Linked DNA regions of Mus musculus: regions 1 and 3 are each linked to region 2. A link is a loop called in an ENCODE intact Hi-C map of the cell type or tissue named here. Cell type or tissue: heart. All regions are shown on one strand.

Evidence for each region. Peaks named below come from ENCODE experiments on the same cell type or tissue, not always from the same donor. Only the 100,000 strongest peaks of a DNase experiment are listed, where the experiment ranks them.
Region 1: it touches region 2 in a loop (1.8-fold over the local background); 5 of 42 quality-filtered maps call a loop at or near these places.
Region 3: a loop joins it to region 2, with 7 times the contacts of the local background. A loop is called at or near these places in 11 of 42 quality-filtered maps.

Annotation. Positions count from the first base shown.
Region 1 is chr6:13,079,631-13,082,130 of GRCm38, forward strand. It overlaps Tmem106b (transmembrane protein 106B), which reads left to right. Exons shown (of 9, transcript NM_027992.3): 6 at 1,910-2,050. Among named protein-coding and RNA genes, the nearest start is that of Tmem106b, 11 kb to the left of the region's middle. In heart, a CTCF peak has its summit at 1,113 (motif pointing left); no DNase peak of the experiment used is centred here.
Region 2 is chr6:12,748,241-12,750,740 of GRCm38, forward strand. It overlaps Thsd7a (thrombospondin, type I, domain containing 7A), which reads right to left and starts at 1,013. Exons shown (of 28, transcript NM_001164805.1): 1 at 557-1,013. The coding sequence starts at 713. In heart, a CTCF peak has its summit at 983; DNase peaks (open chromatin) are centred at 711 and 1,111; H3K4me3 peaks cover 1,624 bases; H3K27ac peaks cover 1,027 bases.
Region 3 is chr6:12,349,343-12,351,842 of GRCm38, forward strand. Thsd7a (thrombospondin, type I, domain containing 7A) reads right to left here. Exons shown (of 28, transcript NM_001164805.1): 15 at 368-373. Among named protein-coding and RNA genes, the nearest start is that of Gm38583, 86 kb to the right of the region's middle. In heart, a CTCF peak has its summit at 1,516 (motif pointing right); no DNase peak of the experiment used is centred here.

The DNA.
Region 1 (2,500 bases), 330 kb after region 2:
GTTCTATTATCCCACCTTGTAGAATTTTCTTCTGCAGTTCTACAGAAGCAATCAGCTCAGGTCTTTTTAAACTAACTCACTTCTGACACTGACCAACTGTCAGCAGCCTTCAGACTTCACAGTTTAGAGGCTCTGTCCCAACACCCTCCTCCCCACTTTCCATGTCAGTTTCAGGTTCAGACCCCCAAAACGTCTAGTAGACTATCAGTTGGGAGTCTCATGACCTGATCCTATGTTTGCTTAACTTCTCTGAACAACTCATAAAACTCAAAGGAGCAATATACTTACATTCACTGGTTTGTTCAAAGAGGCTATTATAAGGGCTACAGGCCCACAGATAGATGAAAAGGTAGAGTAAAAGGCAGAGGGCAGAGGCTTCTGTCCCCGCGGAACTGAGTGTTCCGTCCTCCCAGCACAGGTTTTCTCTGTGGCATTGGCCCCAGCCCCTTTTCAGCTCTTATGAAGCATTAGCTGCATCAGCATGACTGAAGGATAGCCAACTGCAGATAGACAAAAATCCTGCTCTAATGTAAATAAGCTGAGAGTTGTCAGCCAGGAGCCAATGTGTGTCATAGTGCCACAGTACACTCACTGGCACTGTGCTACTGAAATACTCAATGTCTATGACTAGACCCTTGAAAACCCCAGAATACATAATGATTTTGACTCTTCTGTGAAAACTTAATTCTCAACAATATATATATGCAATTGCTAACAATGTATATACATCCCCCTACTTATAAACCTTTCTTTGTTTTATCAAGCAGTCTCATTCTTATGTCTGAAAGATACACATATGCTCCGTACATTTCAGCTGAGTTCACACTACATTTTTCTGCATGAAAGACTTTTTCATTGGCTAATTTTCAAAGTGATTTGCTCTAAGAGTTGTGAATGTAAAGCATATAAACATAGCATATGTGTGTGTACTGCTATGACTAGAAGGGGCAGGGCAGAAGCTTGAAAACAGAAGACGGGCACTGACAGCTCTCCCAGAGGCCCTGAGTTCAATTCCCAGCAACCACATGGTGGCTCACAACCATCTGTAATGGGATCTGATACCCTCTTCTGGTGTGTGTGAAGACAGCAACAGTGTGCTCATACAAACAAACAAACAAACAAACAGTGTGCTCATATAAATAAATAAATAAACAAACAAAATACAGCAACAGTGTGCTCATATAAACAAACAAACAATTAATTAATTAAAAAAAAAGAAGTAGCAGCAACCAGCTGGAAACCTGGAGCCTTTTTATCTCTTCATATGGATCCAGTATAAATCTCTACAGGCATGTAAGGTAAAAGCCATTTTTTTTTTACATAGGCTGCTAATGCCACTCATTTGGTAGTTGTTCTTGCCTATCATGCACAAGGGTCTGATTTAGTCCCTATTGTCACACAAAACCTAGCTTCGTGCTGTAAGCCTGTAATAGGAGCTCTGTAGAGCTGGAGATGGGAAAGGTTCAAGGTCATCCTTAGCTACATAGTGAGGTCAAAGCCTGCAGGATTGTATGAAATCGTGTCTGAAAAAAAAAAATGGACTTTCTTAAAAACAAAATGTAAGTACTGACCTGTTGTTGGTAGAGGCATGTATATAATACATAAGAATTTAAATAAAAATTTAAAATGTTTAGTCCAACTTTTGCTAAAACTATAAAATATATGTTTTAACATTTACTTTTCCATATTTTCCTGTAGTATATTTTCTGGGTCTTGTTTTCAATAATTTGAATCATGTTCATTATACACATAGTTCTCTATAAATGTTCTTTAACATTTTATTAATATTTTCTTTTCCCAGTAAATGAGATATAGTTCCAAGTAAAGTCCATTTGGTTTATAATTCTGAGTTCATATTTATGTACCTATGTAAACATAGTGTGTATTTCCTGTCTCTGTTTTTTTGCAGAACACACTAAATATAACAAATAATAACTATTATTCTGTTGAAGTTGAAAACATCACTGCTCAAGTCCAGTTTTCAAAAACCGTGATTGGAAAGGCTCGTTTAAACAACATAACTAACATTGGCCCACTTGATATGAAGCAGGTAAGCCTATTCAGGAGTTGAGGGGGTGAAATGGGTATTCACCCTGTGTAATGCAGAATGGAGCGGGGTCGGGGGCCTCCTCAAAGACTTGACTTGGAAATGTGTCCCAGAAAAGTATAAACCAGATTTATTAAAGGAAAGATTCCTTTTTTTTTTTAAATTAGATATTTTCTTTATTTACATCAAATGTTATCCCCTTTCCTGGTTCCCCTCTGAAAATCCCTCATCCTCTCCCCCTTCCCCCTGCTCACCAACCCACCCACTCACAAATCCTGGCCCTGGCATTCCCCTATACTGGGGAATAGAAACTTCATAGGACCAAGGGCCTCTCCTCCCATCCGTGACCGACTAGGCCATCCTCTGCTACATATGCAGCTAGAGCCAGGTGTCCCACCATGTGTTTTCTTTGGTTGGTGGTTTAGTCCCAGGGAGCTTTGGGGGTACTGGTTA
Region 2 (2,500 bases):
AATCACTCGTTACAAATTGCACTATCCAGTTTTCCCTGTTAGAGCTGCCTGCACAGGGCTTGACCCTGGTGTCCCACACACCACAAAGCTATGCTTAATACATTTAAATCTCTCTCTCTCTCTCTCTCTCTCTCTCTCTGTGTGTGTGTGTGTGTGTGTGTGTGTGTTTGCCAAAACACCGCATTAAAAAAAAAAAAAAAAAGAACTGTCTACCTGTATATTGCTAGAATGTCATTTTAGAAAGTCTAAGACTGGAAACCCAGATTTTAAAAGCACTTCACTTTGTAATGAAAGTACAGCGCTGCCCTCATTCACTGCCGAGCGGCTAGAGAAACAATCACCCAGTGACTCACTGTTGCCTCTTAGTTATGTTGTTCTTTCCTAATGGCATAGGACATGACCTAATTCGCTTGCAGGGATCATACTTTTGACCTGGGGATCCTGGCATAATCAGGACCAGTTGGAAACACAGAGGCTCCTTCAGGAGCCCTTAGCTCGCTCCGGATCATAGTCCCAGATCTGGAGATAGAGCAAAGGACAACTCTGTCCCACTTACCGGTCTTCCACAGATAGAGGGTGGGCACCTCGGTGTCTCCCTGCGCCGCAGCCCCGCGGGCGCCAGAGCTCAGCAGGAGTAGCAAGAGCAGTGGCAACCGCAGCAGCTGCAGGACGCCCCGGCTCGGGGACGCCAGGCGCCCGGCTCGCAACCCCATGCTGTCCGCAGCCGCTCCAGCCTCCGGAGCCGCACCACTCTCGCAGGGGACGGTCTTTCCTTCTCCACCAGTAGAGAAAGCAAAGCTCTCCCTGCTTCTATTGTTCGCTCCAGATGAAAAGCAGCCAAAGAGCAACTAACACTAGGGAACAATAGCATCAGCGGCGGCCGTGGACGCCACCGCCGCCGCCGCTGGCTGGCGGGGATGCTGGCGGGGATGCTGCCGCCGCTGCCATGGCGCGCAGACTGGCAGGTCCTAGCGGCGAGGGACACAGCCGGCCGCAGGGGGCCCCAGCTGACAGAGCCGGCCCAGAGCTCTGAGAGGAGCAGCCCCCGCCGCCAGCTGTAGGGAAGGGAGGGGAGAAGAGAGAGCTGAGAAGAGCCAAGGGGACCCGAGGGGACCACCGGCGGGGGGCAGCGAGGGCACAGGGCCAGCACCCAGACCCCACGCGCCCGCCCCGAGAACTCCCCGGCACATGGTGCGCTGAAATATGTTCACAAGGATACACCAATAAAAGGCATCATCACGGGGCAGGCTTCAGGATGACGAATAACTGACATTGAAATTCATCGTCACCCAAGGAGTCAAATGCTGATCTAGTGGCGTGTTATTCTCCCTGCATATTTACACAAAGCATCAGCCTTGGTCATTTATTCTGAAGCCGCCGTGCCTTCTGAATTACTTTATGAGAAGAGCGGTACTTATGAACCTGATAGGGAACAGACCAGGGCTCACTATCAAAAGGAACTTGAGCACTTCCGTGTTTTTTGTTTTTTGTTTTTGTTATTTTTTTAACTTCAGCCCATCCTCAGTAACAATGTGACCGTGGTTAATATGTGTCAAAGTCAACACATTGTCTTGTAACTGCCTTTGAAAGCGACTTCGTACTTAAAAGTGTGCACGACGCTGTCTAATTGCATGAATAAGAATGTACAAACACTGCCAGTATATTCTGTTTTAATGATGAAGTGCATAAAAGTTCCATTCCTTTCTCTTCCATCACTATTGAAAACGCACTACTAAGGACCAGAGGTGGGGATAAAAATTAAGCCGCAAATGAGTCAGTAGCAGCAGTTGGCTTCCACCCAGTTAATAACTATTTCTACTTAAATTTCATTCCTGAGACAAATACTAATTCTTTTAAGTGCTTTTTCACAACCAAAACAAGAAACCACATGGCTTGTACCTTTTGTTCTCTATTTTATTAGATCAGGCCTAACAGAAGAATGTGTGCAGTCAGATAAAGCTTTGTCCCTTTTTTCCCCCACTCACAATAACAGTCTTTTATTATTAATTCATTTCCTTGTAACGCTTAAATAGTATCAAGGCAGTTAGCCAATTAAAACAAAGCAAAACAACAACAACACCAAAATTCCCCAGCAACCAAAAGCTAAGGATAACTATGGTCATTTGGTTGCCTGTCTTACACCAAATACAATACAATTTAAAAGGCAGAAAAACTTCTCTTAGTGACTTCACCCCCAAGGACCCAATAACCCATGAGTCTGAAATGAGAAAGCTACAGTTTCTTAGGGAGGAAAGCTTCCTTCCAGAAGGCTCCCTGGAGATGTGTGTCATTTTGCTGAGCTTTCCAGACATAACCCTTCTGCATGCATTAGATTAAAAGCAGGTTTGATCAAATAATTCCCAGGTCCTGCCTGTTTAAGTATTCTGACATCAGAGGAAATTAGCTGCATTCACGGTTGCAAATTTGGTCTTTGTTTACTTTTCACTCTGTTAGGCCTCTAAGAGGGAATTAAAAGCTCAGAGAGTCCTGGCCCTGGGCT
Region 3 (2,500 bases), 400 kb before region 2:
CAGGGAAAAGAAGAATCGAAATGGAGGGGCCCTGCTGCTCTTCCTAATCCTTTGATAAACGATCATTCCCCATTGTTGGGGGATAAATGCAAAGTATTTCATTGACATTTCCAACATCTCCAAATCACCATTTTCAGTCCACCATAATTCTCTCCTTCAAGCATAAATAAAGGGTACCATTGCCTCATTAAAGTGGGATAGGTGATGGCTAATTACCTCACTCTGTCTCCTCAGGCTCTATCAATAAAGCAACCCTACTGCTATACTAGGAGATAAAAAGGGGAACAGGCAGAGGAAAACCTAGTGGAGAAAATAATAATTCTTTAAAGAGCAGCACTCTGAAGAAATGGAAGATAAGCACACTCACCTGTGCCTGGAATGGTGTTTGTCAGGAATGACGTAAAGGACAAGAAACAGAGAAATGTGAAAACGTTAGTTACTTTGATAAGAGCTCATTCATATTGTACATTGTCAGTTATGTAGACTTTTATTTAAAACATTAATTTAGTAAAATCTTAGGAAGAATCTCATAGGTTTTAGGAAGGGGAAATCAACCATTCCTCATGTCCTAAATGCAAGATGAGCAGACAAAGATTACACATCCCAGGGAAAGATGATTGCATGTTCAGGAGGACAAGAGTTCAAAACCCGAGTGGCTCTCAGAGCCCCTGTCACTGCAAACTCAACTACAGTTGCAAATATCTTAGGAATCAACAGAAACATGGACTGGTGTCTATATATTGACCCACCTATGGTTTCATCTACCCACCAGTCCACTTTAATCCATTAATACATTTTAGTGAGATAAGGACCTTAGGGCTTAACTTCAGTGAGGAAACACTCTCAGAGACCATTTTTTTACATCAACAAACTGCTATACTTTTACTGAGGAATTTTAATTAAAGTAAAAATCTGCATGGTTTATATTTTATAAACAATTGCCCAGCACTTTGCTTATTTGATTTTCTTGAGTATTTTACTGATATTTAAATACTTATCTTTAAGCTTTATGTAAAACATTATGCTCAAAATTTGATGTCTAATTGTTTTCTTTCTTGATTTACCTTTCTGTTTTCAGTTATTACTGTTTTGATATACTCCCAATGAATTGAAAACCAATACATACATGTGCTTATCAAGTGCTGCCTTGAATTTTAAGAGAGATGTAACATTGTATGATGTACAGACAACTAAGCACAGGGTCATGTGCCTTTGGAAACAAAAGTGCTTAGGTTAATGTGGCATATTTAATTTGCTACTTAGACACATACACATGTGATGTATTGACACATGTATACTTCCTCTTTGATAGGACTATGGATCATAATTTATTAATACTAAATTTGTCATTGGAAATTCAAGATTTCTGAGCTTGTAGACAAACATTCTTGTCATCGTAAGCATGGGACTCGTGTTCCTCTGTTTCATATTCACCCAATTCCAGCTCTGCAAGTGAATTTCTTCTTTTGAAATGAACACTTGCAGTTTAAGAATACAAAATGCTCAACTGCCAGGAGATGGCGATAGAAGAGTATATTATTCTCTCTACATTGCCTAAATTTATCTAGGACTGAGATTACTTTCAATTTAATTCTTCAATGTCCTCATTTTTACTTACTTAGAAGTTTCCTTTGTATATGGTACGATTCTGTTGTTCCCAACAATCTTAGCTTAATCAGAAGGAAACTGCTGATAACCGTGTGGTTAGAGGTTAAAATGAGACAGGCTATGTTCACATGAGGCAGCTTTACATATTTAAATCCTCGGTTCACTTGCTCATGGCTCAAATTCAAAACATAACATCTGCACACACTCTGGAAAATCTATTCTCTGCTAATTTACATGGCGATCAACTGTGATAACAATGGCCTGTTCTGTTAAACTTAAGTTAATCACAATTCTGTCATTAGCCATTTTACTCTTTATCTCCAACAGAATACAAATAACAACCACGGATAGCAGCCAGTGAAGTATGCATGCGAGCTCTAACACAGCTCCAATGCTAGAAAAGGCAGTGACTGAATTGCTAGCACATATACATATACATATACATATACATATACATATACATATACATATACATACACATACACACACACACACACACACACACACACACACACACACACACATATATATGAACTTTGAGACACTTCTTACATTTCTTATTTTACACTAACTAGATTGGAATGAATAAGTAACACCCCCCTTCTTTTTTTTAGAGCATATTCATGTCATTTCTTTGCTTTTCTCTTGAGTCCTTGGCTACTGAGCTCTCTTTCTGGTGGAAGTCTAGGGAAACTGTAAGGATGACGTGACTTCATCACAGCAGTTAGCACAATTGTATGGTAGATTAATGCCTTGACAGTACTCACGACTTATCTGTCATTTTGCCTGCATGGAACTGTATTTTATCTAGATGCGTGCAGAATCCTGAGTTCCCAGAAAATTTCAGATGTAATATGTATAATTTGAGATTTTACATTGTAGTATGATTTTC